Linked DNA regions of Homo sapiens: region 2 is linked to region 1. A link is an interaction called in ENCODE POLR2A ChIA-PET data of the cell type or tissue named here. Cell type or tissue: CD4-positive, alpha-beta T cell. All regions are shown on one strand. Links, peaks and the distances in the headings refer to the core of each region. The heading gives the core; the rest is flanking DNA. Region 1 overlaps MAP3K10 (mitogen-activated protein kinase kinase kinase 10). Region 2 holds the start of LOC124904722 (a long non-coding RNA gene).

Region 1 (7,094 bases), core at 1,026-6,025:
AAGGTGCCCCCTTTGCTCTCAACACCCACATCTCATCTATTCCTGATTTCTGTCACTTCTACATCTTGAAATTTATTTTAATCCATCCCACTATTTTTAGGAATATATTGCTATTCCCCACCCATAGCAATTGTAAGCCCCTAGAATAGAGGGACTGCATCTTCCTTGCCTCCCAAGCCTGACATTTGTATATCAACAGAGAGCTTGGCTGGGCGCGGTGGCTCACGCCTGTAATCCCAGCACTTTGGGAGGCCGACGTGGGTGCATCACCCGAGGTCAGGAGTTCGAGACCAGCCTGACCAATATGGTGAAACCCCTTCTCTACTAAAAATACAAAAATTAGCTGGGCATGGTGGCATGCATCTGTAATCCCAGCTACTCAGGCTGAGGCAGAAGAATCGCTTGAAACCAGGAGGTGGAGGTTGCAGTGAGCCGAGATTGCACCACTGCACTCCAGCCTGGGTGACAGAGCAAGATTCCATCGCAAAAAAAAAAAGCTAACATGTGACCACGATGTGCCAGAGCTGGTGCTGTGTCTGGGGAACTGATGCTTATGCCCCAGCACCTCTGAAATGTTGGGTAAATGGAGGCAGGGCCACCCAGCATGCTCCTGTTGAAGGCTGGGACTCCTCAGCCCTTCCTCACCTCTGCTGATTGACAGCACGCCCCACACCCCCAGGTTTTTTGTAGCCAGTGCTATCTGGTCAAAGGGTCAGTGGGCCTCTTATGGCCAGGGCTTCCTCCCGGGGTGATGGGTCTGCTCTGTGCCAGAAACAGAGGACACAGCGCCTCCACAGCACTGCTTCCCCACTCATCCTACCCTAAGGAGCGCCTCATCTGCCATCATTCATTCATTGGTTCATTCCACCAGTAATTCTTAAGTGCCTACTCTTACTAGGCACTGCCTCAGCTCTGGGATTACAGAAGTGAACAAGGCAAGATTTCTCCCTCCCCCAGCTATGGAATTTATATTCCGGTGAACAGGAATAAATGATGGATAGATGGATACCAAAATTTCAGAGAGTATCAGGGGCTCTCAGTGGACTAAGGCAAAGGCTGGAGCAGAGGGTTCTCTTTATTTAGATCGGGTGGTCAGGGAAGGCAACATTTGAGCAGAGACCTGAACAAAGGGGACCCAGCTTTACAAAGATCTGGGGAAGGGGAACAGTGGGGCACATGCCCTGAGGTGGGAGTGAGTGTGTCTCACTGGAGAACAGCAAGACCAGAACAGCAGGCATTGAGGCAGAGATGGGAGGAAGTAGGATCAGAAAGGCTGGCAGGAGCCAGATCACATAGGACCTTGGGGGCCATGGTGAGGACTTGGGGTATTTTATTTGATGTAGTGGAAGCCATTAGAGGATTTGAAGCAGGGAGTGACATGATTACATAAAGATTTTGAAGGGGGACTGACTTAGGCCCAGCCTGGGAAATACAGAAATAAAGCATAAAACCATGAGATGTTCCCTCTGTCACAGGGTTTCGATACAAACAGGAGAGGTGGGGACCTAAGAAGGGAAAACTTCTGCAGAGGTGGAGTTACAGACTAGGAATTTACAGTGGGGGCTTCCAGGAGGAGGTAACACTGAAGCCCGCCCGGCCTTTTTTTTTTTTTTTTTTTTTTTTTTTTTTTTTTTTTGAGACAGAGTCATCTCACTCTGTGACCCAGGCTGGAGTGCAGTAGTGTGATCACAGCTCACTGAACCTTCCGCCTCCCGGGTTCAAGTGATCCTTCCACCTCAACTTTCCAAGTAGGCAGGGCTACAGGCGTGCGCCACCAAGCCTGGCTAATTTTTGTATTTCTAGTAGAGACGGTGGTCTTGCCATGTTGGCCAGGCTGGTCTTGAACTCCTGACCTCAGGTGATCCGCCTGCCTTAGCCTCCCAAAGTGCTAGGATTACAGGCATGAGCCACCGCGTCCAATCTGAAGCTGGGCTTTAAAGGATGGGCAGGATTATCAATTGTGTGACCCTGGGTGATTTGCCAATCTCTGCCACCTTCAGTTCCTTCATCTGCCAAATGGGCATGATAGTAGAACTACCTTACTATTATTATTATGACTGGGAAGTAGCCAGGAATGGCAAAAAGAAAAGTGGAGAAATTCGGAACAATTATGGCAATATCACACACTAATAATAACAGCTAACACTTTTAAAGGCCCTATTGCTTCAGGCAATAAATTTTTACTATAACGCTAGAAGGTAAATTCTGTTACGAGCCCCATTTCATAGAGGAGAAGTCTCGGTGTGAAGATTAAAGTAAACTGTACAGGGTTATGCACCTAGGAAGAAGCAGGGCTGAGACTCAAACCCAGGCAGCACACTGTATACTTTGGAGCCTCTATGTGATAGAAGGTAGTAAAATATCTCAGCAGTTAAGAGATTGAGCTCTGATGACAAAACTAATTCAAGCCTTTGTCCTGCCATTTTCTAACCATGTGACCTCTTGGCCAAGTGACTTCTGAGCCTCTGTTAGCTAGTCAAGAAAAATGGGTTGTGGCTGGGTGCAGTGGTTTACTCTTGTAGTCCCAGCAATTTGGGAGTCCAAGGCTGGAGGATTGTTTAAGCCCAGAAGTTTGAAGCTACAGCAAGCCATAATCACACCACTGCACTCCAGTCTGAGTGACAGAAAAAGACCCTGTCTCTTTATTTATTTATTTATTTCATTGAGATGGAGTCTCGCTCTGTCATCCAGGTTGAAGTGCAGTGGCACGATCTCGGCTCACTGCAACCTCTGCCTCCTGGGTTCAAGTGATCCTCTCACCAAAGCCTCTCAAATAGCTGGGACTCCAGGCACCCGCCACCACACCCAGCTAATTTTTGTATTTTTAGTAGAGACAGGGTTTCACTATGTTGGCCAGGCTGGTCTCGGTCTCCTGACCTCAAGTGATCCACCTACCTTGGCCTCCCAAAGTGCTGGGATTACAGGCATGAGCCACTGCTCCTGGCCAACCCTGTCTCTTTAAAAAAATAAAAAAGGGCTCGGGGTGGGGGTCATTCATGAGTCAATTCCTATAGAGAGCTTAGCACAGTACAAACACTAGCCATGATCCTCATGGCTGTTAGTGACAACCCGGGTAGAAAGTAAGCTAGAACCATCCAGTATGTTTAGGGAATACTTCAGTCAGATTTTGTCACGATCATGCTGTGTAATAAGCTACCCCCAAAACTCGGCATCTTAAAACAGCCATTGTGTATTACTGCTCCTGCATTTGCGGACCAGCTGGAGGGTAAACTGATGGAGGCTGGGCTCAGCTGGAGAGGCTTTGCTCCAAGTAGCTCTCATCTTCTTGGACAAGCAGGCTAGCTGAGGCATGTTGTCATGGTGATGACACAAGTGCAAGAGGGCCAGCAGACATGCAAGGCCTGGGCTTGGAATTGGCACCCTGTCATTCTTAGCCAAAGCAAGTCATACGGCTGAGCCAGAGTCAGGGTGCACTCTGCCTTTGTTTTTGTTTTTGTTTTTGTTTTCTCGGAGACAGAGTCTCGCTCTGTCACCCAGGCTGGAGTTCAATGGCGCAATCTCAGCTCACTGCCACCTCCACCTCCCAGGTTCAAGTGATTCTCATGCCTCAGCCTTCCAAGTAGCTGGGATTACAGGTGAGCACCATGATGCTCGGCTAATTTTTGTATTTTTAGTAGAGATGAGGTTTCACCATGTTGGCCAGGCTGGTCTCGAACTCCTGACCTCAAGTGATCCGCCTGCCTTAGCCTCCCAAAGTGCTGGGATTACAGGTGTGAGCCACCGTGCCTGGCCATACTCTGCCTCTTTAGCAGAAAGAATGGCAAAGTCTCATGGCAGAGTGTGGACACAGGAAGGGGTAGAATTGGGACCCTGACTGCAGTGTGCCACGGGGGTGATAGACACGAGGGGGAAGCCACGTTCCTCCCTTCTGCCCCAGGTTTGCACTTCCTGCTTCCAGGGTAGCTGGGAACTCAAGGCCTGGAGGACTAAGGCCTTGGCTGTTGTTTCTTTTTTTTGAGACGAGGTCTCACTCTATTGCCCAGGCTGGAGTGCAATGGCAAGACCATGGCTCACTGCAGCCTCAACCTCCCAGCCTCAAGTGATCCTCCCAACTTAGCCTCCCAAGTGGCTGGGACTGTAGGCATGCACCACCACACCCAGGTATTTTTAAAAAGTTTTTGTAGAGATGAGGTCTTGCCATGTTGCACAGGCTGGTCTCGAACTCCTGGGCTCAAGTGACCCGCTTCAGCCTTGGCTGTTGGTTCTTGACCATTCATGGAGCTCCCCAAAGCCCAGGACAGAATCAGGAGGGCAGAGGACACAGGAGGAGCTCCCTACTCCCTCATGGGAGCCTGGGACAGGGATTAGACCTGGGCGGAGGGGCTCATGGATGTTCCAGGCCAGGAAAGGACCTGCCACAGAGCGGGGCAGCCTGAGGCAGTGAGAGGAAAGACGTGTTTCTAGCTGAGGCAGCGGGCCAGAACACTTGGGTCTGCGGCGTGGCAGGTCTGGGGTGACCCACCTTTCTTCCCACCCCACAGTCCTGATCCTGGAGGCCATCGAGAACCACAACCTCGCAGACACGGTGCTCAAGATCACGGACTTCGGCCTCGCCCGCGAGTGGCACAAGACCACCAAGATGAGCGCTGCGGGGACCTACGCCTGGATGGCGCCGGAGGTTATCCGTCTCTCCCTCTTCTCCAAAAGCAGTGATGTCTGGAGGTGCTGAAAGGCGCGGCCGGGATGGCCTCTGGGGAGTAAGGGAGGGAGGAAGGGGTGAGGGCAGAGTGGGAGGGAGGGTCTCCTGCTGAAGCCAGGATCTCAGTCTGACAAAGGGACCTGCTGGCAAGGTCAGGCCACCAGACAAGTGCCAGTTACCTGTTCAGCTAGCACAAATGGCAACTAGGGGGCACACTGGATTAGAATAAAAAGCTCATAGGATCTAGAGACAAGGCCGGGCGCGGGGGCGCACACCTGTAATCCCAGCACTTTGGGAGGCCGAGGTGGGCGGATCACTTGAGGTCAGGAGTTTGAGACCAGCCTGACCAACATGGTGAAACCCCATCTCTACTAAAAATACTAAAATTACCTGGGCGTGGTGGCAGATGCCTGTTGTCCCAGCTACTCGGGAGACTGAGGCAGGAGAATCACTTGAGGCCGGGAGGCAGAGATTGCAGTGGGCTGGGATTGGCCACTGCACTCCAGCCTGGGTGACAGAGCGAGACTCTGTCTCCAAAAAAAGAAAAAATTTAAAAAAGCATAGAGACAGCACATGGATGCTAGCACTGAAAGCCCCCTCAGACACTAGCCCATGCACTGTCCCATCTGTCAGACAGGAAAATGATTAATTCACTCATTCATTCCTTCATCTAACTGCACCGGGTTCTAGGGATATAGCAGAGAAGAAAAATACATGCAATCCCTGCCCTCAGGAATAGTAAGTCAGTCAACATACAAGAAGCTCTTTTTTATAAAGCTGTTTTTTAAGAAAATTATAATTTTTAAAGACAAGTACACCAGAAAAAAGTGTTAGTACAAAGTGCGAGGAGGCTGAGAGGAAGGCACTTTAAGGGCTGGAAGACTACTTTTGGGAACGCTTCTCTGAGCAATCTGAGAAATGATACTTCATCTGAGTTCCAAGTGGCAAAAAGGAACCAGTCACGAAAAGTTTGGAGGAAGAAGGAGGTGCTGAGGTGAGCATGGTGTGTCCCAGAAACAGCAAAGAGGCCCATGTGGCTGCCACTGTGCAGGCAAGGAAGAGAGAGGTAGGAAATTATGTAGGAGAGGGAGCTGGAAGGCCCTGTGGGTGAGGGAGTGGCCTTCAGGTTTTATTCTAATGAAGTAGGAAGCCATGAGGAGCCATGTCTGAATAGAGTGGTAGCTCACACCTATAATCCCAGTACTTTGGGAGGCCAAGGTGGGAGGATCACTTGAGGCCAGGAATTTGAGACCAGCCTGGTCAATGTAGTGAGACCCCATGTATATGAAAAAGAAATTTTTAAATTAATTTTTATAAAAGGAAGTAAATAAAAACTCCTTTGGAGGCCGGGTGCGGTGGCTCACGCCTGTAATCCCAGCACTTTGGGAGGCCCAGGTGGGTGAATCCCTTGACACCAGGAGTTTGAGACCAGCCTGGCCAACATGGTGAAATCCCACCTCTACTAAAAATACAAAAATTCGGCCAGGCGCGGTGGCTCACGCCTGTAATCCTGGCACTTTGGGAGGCCGAGGTGGGTGGTTCACTTGAGGCCAGGAGTTCATTCAGGACTAGCCTGGCCAACATGGTGAAACCCCATCTCTACTAAAAATACAAAAATTAGCCAGGCATGGTGGTGGGTGCCTGTAGTCCTAGCTACTCAGGAGGCTGAGGCAGGGGAATTGCTTGACTGCAGGAGGCAGAGGTTGAGATGGCGCCGTTGCACTCCAGCCTGGGTGACAGAGCAAGACTCCATCTGAAAAAAAATACTTAAAAATAAAAGCTCCTTTGACTGTTAGGTAGAGACAGCCAATGATGGGTCTGTTGCTGTCACCAGTGAGAGTTGATGGTGGCCATGGAGACTTTCAACCCAGGACCTTCTGCTTGGTTGGAGCCAAACCTGGGTCTCCCCATTTACTGTTCCCGTCAATTCCCAGCTGAGGCTCCAGATTGTCCAAGCAGCAAATTAATGGGTATGGGACTGAGACAGATCAGACAGGAAGTCTCCAGCTCAGCCTAGAGCAGAGCAGCCCTTTGGGAGAATTTCCAACTGGCTGTACATCAGGCGTTCATTTGTGCTACCTTTTTTTTTTTTTTTTTTTTTTTTGGGACAGAGTCTCACTCTGCCGCCCAGGCTGGAGTGCAATGGCACAATCTCAGCTCACTGCACCCTCCTCCTCCCAGATTCAAGTGATTCTTGTGCCTCAGCCTCCCGAGTAGCTGAGATTATAGGCATGCACTGGCTAATTTTTATATTTTTAGTGGAGACAGGGTTTCACCATGTTGGCTAGGCTGGTCTTGAAGTCCTGACCTCAGGTGATCCGCCCGCCTCAGCCTCCTAGAGTGCTGGGATTACAGGCATGAGTCACTGCACCCGGCCGGGCAGGCTAATTCTTTCTGATGTGGTCCTGTCCTGTACTTAGCAGGATGCAGGATA
Region 2 (7,094 bases), core at 918-5,917, 240 kb before region 1:
AAAAATCAGCTAGGCATGGTGGTGTGCACCTGTAGTTCCAGCTACTCGGAAGGCTGAGGTGGTGTCAGGCCTCTGAGCCTAAGCTAAGCCATCGCATCCTCTGTGACTTGCACGTATAAGCCCAGATGGCCTGAAATAACTGAAGAATCACAAAAGAAGTGAAAATGTCCTGCCCCGCCTTAACTGATGGCATTCCACCACAAAAGAAGTGAAAATGGCTGGTCCTTGCCTTAAGTGATGACATTACCTTGTGAAAGTCCTTTTCCTGGCTCATCCTGGCTCAAAAAGCTCCCCCACTGAGCACCTTGCGACCCCCACTCCTGCCTGCCAGAGAACAAAACCCCTTTGACTGTAATTTTCCTTTACCTACCCAAATCTTATAAAATGGCCCCACCCCTATCTCCCTTTGCCCCCACCCTATCTCCCAGAGTAGGGAGGCACCACTGACCTGACTACATATATATAAATATATATATATATATATATATATATATATATATATATATATCGCTAGCCTGGAGTGCAGTGGCACAATCTCAGCTCACTGCAACCTCTGCCTCCTGGGTTCAAGTGATTCTCTTGCCTCAGCCTCCTGAGTTTTTCAGAACTTTCTTAGCTGTTCTTGTTTTTTGTAATCCCGAGCAGCTGGGATTACAGATGCGTGCCACCATGCCCAGCTAATTTTTGTATTTTTAGTAGACACGGGGTTTCACCATGTTGGCCAGACTGGTCTTGAGGTCCTGACCTCGTGATCCACATGCCTCAGCCTCCCAAAGTGCTGGGATTACAGGCATGAGCCACCGCGCCTGGCCGACCTGACTAGATATTAAAACAGAAAACCTCTAATGAAAACAGTGTGGTATTAGCACATGAATACCACAGAATGAAGGAACAGAATAGAGAATCCAGAGCAGACCCAAATGCATATAGATATTTAGTATATGATAAAGGTTGCATCTCAAATCATTGGAGACAAGAAGGCTGACTCTCTTTTCGGACTCAGCCCACCTGCACCCAGGTGATTAAAAGCTTTTATTCTCACACAAAGCCTGTTTAGTAGTCTCTTCACACAGACATGCATGAAAGGTGGGAGGATCACTTGAGCCTGGGAGGTGGAGGTTGCAGTGAGCTGAGATTGTGCCACTGCACGCCAGCCTGGGCAACAGAGACATCCTGTCTCAAAAAAAAAAAAAAAACAGTAAAATTGATATGTATAGATTTGTGTAACCACCTCCATGAAGGGGTAGGTTGCCCCTCCACACCTCTGGGTGTTTCTCGTTAGGTGGAATGAGAGACTTGGAAAAGAAAGAGACACAGAGACAAAGTACAGACAAAGAATAAAGGGGGCCCAGGGAACTGGCGTTCAGCATACGGAGGCTCCACCGGCCTCTGGGTTCCCTTAGTATTTATTGATCATTCTTGGGTGTTTCTCGGAGAGGGGGATGTGGCAGCGTCATAGGATAATAGTGGAGAGAAGGTCGGCAGATAAACACTTGAACGAAGGTCTCTGCATCGTAGACAAGGTAAAGAATTAAGTGCTGTGCTTTAGATATGTGTACATAAAAACATCTCAATGCCTTAAAGAACAGTATTGCTGCCCGCATGTCCCACCTCCAGCCCTAAGGCGGTTTTCCCCTATCTTAGTAGATGGAATATACAATCAGGTTTTACACGAGACATTCCATTGCCCAGGGACGGGCAGGAGACAGATGCCTTCCTCTTGTCTCAACTGCAAAGAGGCGTTCCTTCCTCTTTTACTAATCCTCCTCAGCACAGACCCTTTACGGGTGTCGGGCTGGGGGACGGTCAGGTCTTTCCCTTCCCACGAGGCTGTATTTCAGACTATCACATGGGGAGAAACCTTGGACAATACCTGGCTTTCCTAGGCAGAGGTCCCTGCGGCCTTCCGCAGTGTTTGTGTCCCTGGGTACTTGAGATTAGGGAGTGGTGATGATTCTTAGGGAGGATGCTGCCTTCAAGCATCTGTTTAACAAAGCACATCCTGCACAGCCCTTAATCCATTTAACCCTGAGTTGACACAGCACGTGTTTCAGGGAGCACAGGGTTGGCGGTAAGGTTACAGATTACAGAACAAAATGGAGTCTCCTATGTCTACTTCTTTCTACACAGACACAGTAACAATCTGATCTCTCTTTCTTTTCCCCACACCTCCACAATCAAGATACAGTTTCATCACCCCAAAACTTCTCTCATGCTGTCCTTTTGTAGTATCCCTCCCCACCAACCCCTGGAAACCAGTGACCTCGTCTCTGTTCCTTTAATCTTGTGTTTTCAAGAATGTCATACAAATGGAATCAGAAAGTACGTCACCTCCAGTCCTATGTACCCATTTGACTATGGAAAATTTCCACTCGAATGTCCCACAGGTACCTTAGCTCAACCTCATTGCTCTCCTTCCAATATGCCCCTCCTCCTATGTCTAGATTCTAGTCAAACACTATGCCATCATCCAGCAGTCCAAGCTAGGAGTGTCATCCTGGGTTCCTCTTTTTTCCTTTCACCCTTCTTTCTAATTATTCTTTTTTTTTTTTTTTTTTTTTTTTTTTTGAGACAGAGTTTCTCTCTTGTTGCCCAGGCTGGAGTGTAATGGCACGATCTCGGCTCACCACAACCTCTGCCTCCCGAGTTCAAGTGATTCTCCTGCCTCAGCCTCCAGAGTAGCTGGGATTACAGGCATTCACCACCATGCCCAGCTAATTTTGTATTTTTAGTAGAGACGGGGTTTCTCCATGTTGGTCAGGTGGTTTTGAACTCCCGACCTCTGGTGATCTGCCTGCCTCGGCCTCCCAAAGTGCTGGGATTACAGGCATGAGCCACTGCACCCGGCTCTAATTACTCTCTTAATCTCATTGCTTATATGTTCTTTATATCTCTCAAAACAATCTATTTCTAAATCCACAACCATTTTACAAGTGATTCTGGCAACCACCTCTCAACTGGATTATTCCAACAGCTTTCTGGGTTTTTTTGCTGAGTCTTATCCTTTTGAGTCTCTATCTACATCACAGTAAGCATGATCATCCTAAACAAACACAAATCTTGTTAAGTCATTCCCCCAATCCCCCACTCCCTGCCACTTAAAACCCTTCACGGGTTGTCCCTTGCCCTCAGGACAAATTGTAAGCTCCTTAGGTGACATTCAAGACTTCCTATAATTCAAGCCTTCCTCTCCTATCTCAACCCAAAACTCCTGTTCTCACCCTACATGTCTCCCACACATACTCCCACTTGGGTTGCTTTTTTAAAGTCTGGAATGTCTTTCTCCTCGCCTTTGTTTTTTTTTCTTTCTTTTTTTTTTTTTTCTTTTTTGAGTTGGAGTCTCACTCTGTCACCCAGGCTGGAGTGCAGTGGCGCAATCTCAGCTCACTGCAACCTCTGCCTCCCGGGTTCAAGCAATTCTCCTGCTTCAGCCTCCTGAGTAGCTGGGATTACAGGGGTGCACCAGCATGCCCAGCTAATTTTCTGAATTTTTAGTAGAGATGGGGGTTTTACCATGTTGGCCAGGATGGTCTCGATCTCCTGACCTCGTGATCCGCTCACCTCAGCCTCCCAAAATGCTGGTATTACAGGCATGAGCCACCACGCCTGGCTCTCCTCACCTTTCTTAGCTAATTAGTACTTGTCCTTCAGGTCTCACCTTGGCTCTAACCTCCTGGCTGGACCAATGCTCTACCTTTCTAATTCCTGCAGGAAAACACTGGACTTTTCTCTTTTTCCTTAGTAGAGAAGTTTTCAAAGTGGGACTGCAGACCCTTGCATGTCCCTGATCCCTTCAGAGGGTCCCTGAGGTCAAAACTATTTTTATAATAATACTAAGATGTTATTCAAATTTTTCACTCTTAATATTTGCACTGATAGTGCAAAAACAATGGTAAGTAAGACTACTGGCCCTTGCCCCAAATCAATTTAGCTAATAATCATCAGATTAATGGAATCTTCTTGTTTTAATATTACACCAAAACTCTACAAGTGGAAGTATCTTAAAGGTTAGTTGCAATATGGTGTCTGAAACGATATCAGTGAATTATTTCCATGCTATTACAGTAAAATCCCTTGGTCTATATTGCACTTTGCATGGATCTTTTACCCATTCATAGTTTTATAGCATCATGCAACAGGAATTTGGAAAATATTGGTGCAGTGAGTTATACAGCTTTCCAAATGTTGAAACATTTGTTATAAAATACTGAAAAATTATAGTCATAGATATCCACATCATTCTAATCTGAAAGGCAATAAGCATTTGGGAAGCTGTCAAGCTCATGGTGGCAGATTAAATATACTTCCATATTACCACTACTTATATATGTGTGGCTACATTTTTTTTGGTATACGTTAACCGAAACAAACTATCACAGCACATTGAATGCAAAAGCAGACATTGGCCAGGCGCAGTGGCTCACGCCTGTAATCCCAGCACTTTGGGAGGCCGAGGCAGGAGGATTGCCTGAAGTCAGGAGTTCAAGACCAGCCCGGCCAAGATGGCGAAACCCCGTCTCCACTAAAAATACAAAACACTAGCCGGGCGCAGTGGCTCGCACCTGTAATCCCAGCTACGTGGGAGGCTGAGGCAGGAGAATCACTTGAACCTGAGAGGCAGAGGTTGCAGCAAGCCAAGATCGTGCCATTGCACTCCAGCCTGGGGGACAGAGTGAGACTCTGTCTCAAAAAAAAAAAAAGCAGAAAAAAAAGCAGACATTAAGATCCAGTTGTTTTCCATCAAGCTGGACATTAAAGAGATTTGCAAAAATGCAAAACAATGCTACTCTTCTCTGACCATAATAGAATTAAAGTAGAAATCAATTAACAGAAAGATGTCTAGGAGATGCCCAAATATTTGGAAATTAATCACTCACTTCTAAATAATCCAGGAGTCAAAGAAGAAGTATTAAGAAGAAATAGAAAATATTTTTCACTTAATGAAAATAAAATATAACAAAATGTATGTAAGCAATTAAGGCAGTTTTTAGGGGGTAAATTTATATTAGCAAACACATATGTCATGAAAGAAAATCTCAAATCTAACCCTCCACGTTAATATTGTAGAAAAAGAAAAGTAAATGAAATCCAAAGCACTGAAGGAAAAAGAAAATAAAGAGCAGAAATCAATGAAATTAAAAACAGGAAAAATCAATGAAACCAAAAATTTTCCTTATGAAAGGTCAATACAACTAATAAACCTCTAACCAGACGAACCAAGAAAAAAACAGAGAAGACAAAAATTACCTATATTAGGAATGATAGAAGAGATATCACTACAGTATCTATAAATTTTACAACTTACATGTAATAGATCAGTCCCTTGAAAGATACAAACTACCACAATTCACCAAAGATGAACAAGATAAAGAGGTCTTAGAACTATTAAAGAAATTAAATTTATAGTTAAATATCTTCCCCCGAAAATCTCTAGGCCCAGTTTTATTGGAGAATGTTATCAAGTATTATTGAAAGAAATAACATGAATTCTAAAAAATTCTCTTTCAGAAAATATAAGAGGAGAAATACTTTCCAATTTGTTTTATGAGGCTAGCATTGCCTTGATACCAGAAGCCAAAGACACTACAATGAAAGAACACTATAAATCAGTATCCCTCATATTAGCAAATTGAATCTAGCAATATAAAAAGGACAATTCATCATGGTCAAGTAGGGCTTATCCTGGGAATACAAGGTCTGTTCAAAATTTTCTTGACAAAAGTGAACATCTAGCAGGGCGTGGTGGCACACACCTGTAATCCCAGCACTTTGGGAGGCTGAGGCAGGCAGATCACCTGAGGTCAGGAGTTTGAGACCAGCCTAACTAACATTGTGAAACCCTGTCTCTATACTAAAAATGCAAAACTAGCCGGGTGTGGTAGGAGGCACCTGTAATCCCAGCTACTCAGGAGGCTGAGGCAGGAGAATTGCTTGAACCTAGGAGGCGAAGGCTGCAGTTAGCCAAGATGGCACCACTGTACTCCATCCTAGGTGACAGAGCAAGGGTTCATTTCAAAAAAAAAAAAGTGAACATCCATTCAGGGTTTAAAAAAAAAAAACCAACTCAGCAAACTAAGAAGAGAAAGAAACTTCCTTAATCTGCTAAAAGGGCATTTTGAAAGACACTTAATGTTAGAAGTCTAAATGCTTTCCACCAAAGATTGAGAACAAAGAAAAGAATGTTTGCATTCACCACTCCTAGTCAATATTGTACTGAAAGTCCTGGCCGATGTAATAAGTAGGAAAAGGAAACAAAAGTAATGTCGATTGAAAAGGAAGAAAAATAAAACTGTCTTTATTCACTAATGACATAGTTGTCACAAAAAAAACTCCAGGAAATCTACAGAAACTCCTAAAACTAATAAATGATTTTTACAAGATCACAGAATAATGTGCAAAAGTCAATCATATTTTTAAGCATAAGGAAACAAAAATCAGAAATTTAAAAAATTTTAATAACATTTATAATATCATAAAATATGAAATACATAGGGATAACCTGACAAAAGATTTACAAGACCTATACACTGAAAACTAAAAAACATTGCTGGTAGAAGTTAAGGAATGGCTAAATAAATTGGGAGATTGCCGGGCGTTGGTGGCTCACGCCTGTAATCCCAGCACTTTGGGAGGCCGAGGCAGGCGGATCACGAGGTCAGGAGATCGAGACCATCCTGGCAAACACGGTGAAACCCCGTCTCTACTAAAAATACAAAAAATTAGCCAGGTGCGGTGGTGGGCGCCTGTAGTCCCAGCTACTCGGGAGGCTGAGGCAGGAGAATGGCGTGAACCTGGGAGGCAGAGCTTGCAGTGAGCCGAGATAGCGCCACTGCACTCTGGCTTGGGTGAAAGAGCGAGACTCCCTCTCAAAATATAAATTAAATAAATAAATAAATAAATAAATAAATAGGGAGATATACCAGGTTCATAGATTATAAGATTTAATGCTGGCCGGGTGCGGTGGCTCACGCCTGTAATCCCAGCACTTTGGGAGGCTCAGGTTGGGGGATCACGAGGTCAGGAGATCAAGAACATCCTAGCCAACAGGCCTAGCCAATATGGTGAAACCCCGTCTCTATTAAAAATACAAAAAT

Evidence for each region. Peaks named below come from ENCODE experiments on the same cell type or tissue, not always from the same donor. Only the 100,000 strongest peaks of a DNase experiment are listed, where the experiment ranks them.
Region 2: POLR2A ChIA-PET joins it to region 1 with 9 read pairs; 4 of 35 experiments call an interaction of 5 or more read pairs at or near these places.

The regions. Positions count from the first base shown.
Region 1 is chr19:40,193,873-40,200,966 of GRCh38, forward strand. It overlaps MAP3K10 (mitogen-activated protein kinase kinase kinase 10), which reads left to right. Exons shown (of 10, transcript NM_002446.4): 2 at 4,503-4,683. Among named protein-coding and RNA genes, the nearest start is that of MAP3K10, 6.0 kb to the left of the region's middle. In CD4-positive, alpha-beta T cell, for the core only: no CTCF peak of the experiment used is centred there; no DNase peak of the experiment used is centred there.
Region 2 is chr19:39,957,995-39,965,088 of GRCh38, forward strand. LOC124904722 (a long non-coding RNA gene) reads right to left here and starts at 2,028. Exons shown (of 2, transcript XR_007067261.1): 1 at 1,874-2,028; 2 at 1,326-1,507. LOC124904720 (a long non-coding RNA gene) reads right to left here. Exons shown (of 3, transcript XR_007067260.1): 3 at 6,264-7,094. RefSeq lists an enhancer at 1,538-2,347. In CD4-positive, alpha-beta T cell, for the core only: no CTCF peak of the experiment used is centred there; no DNase peak of the experiment used is centred there; H3K4me3 peaks cover 423 bases; H3K27ac peaks cover 340 bases.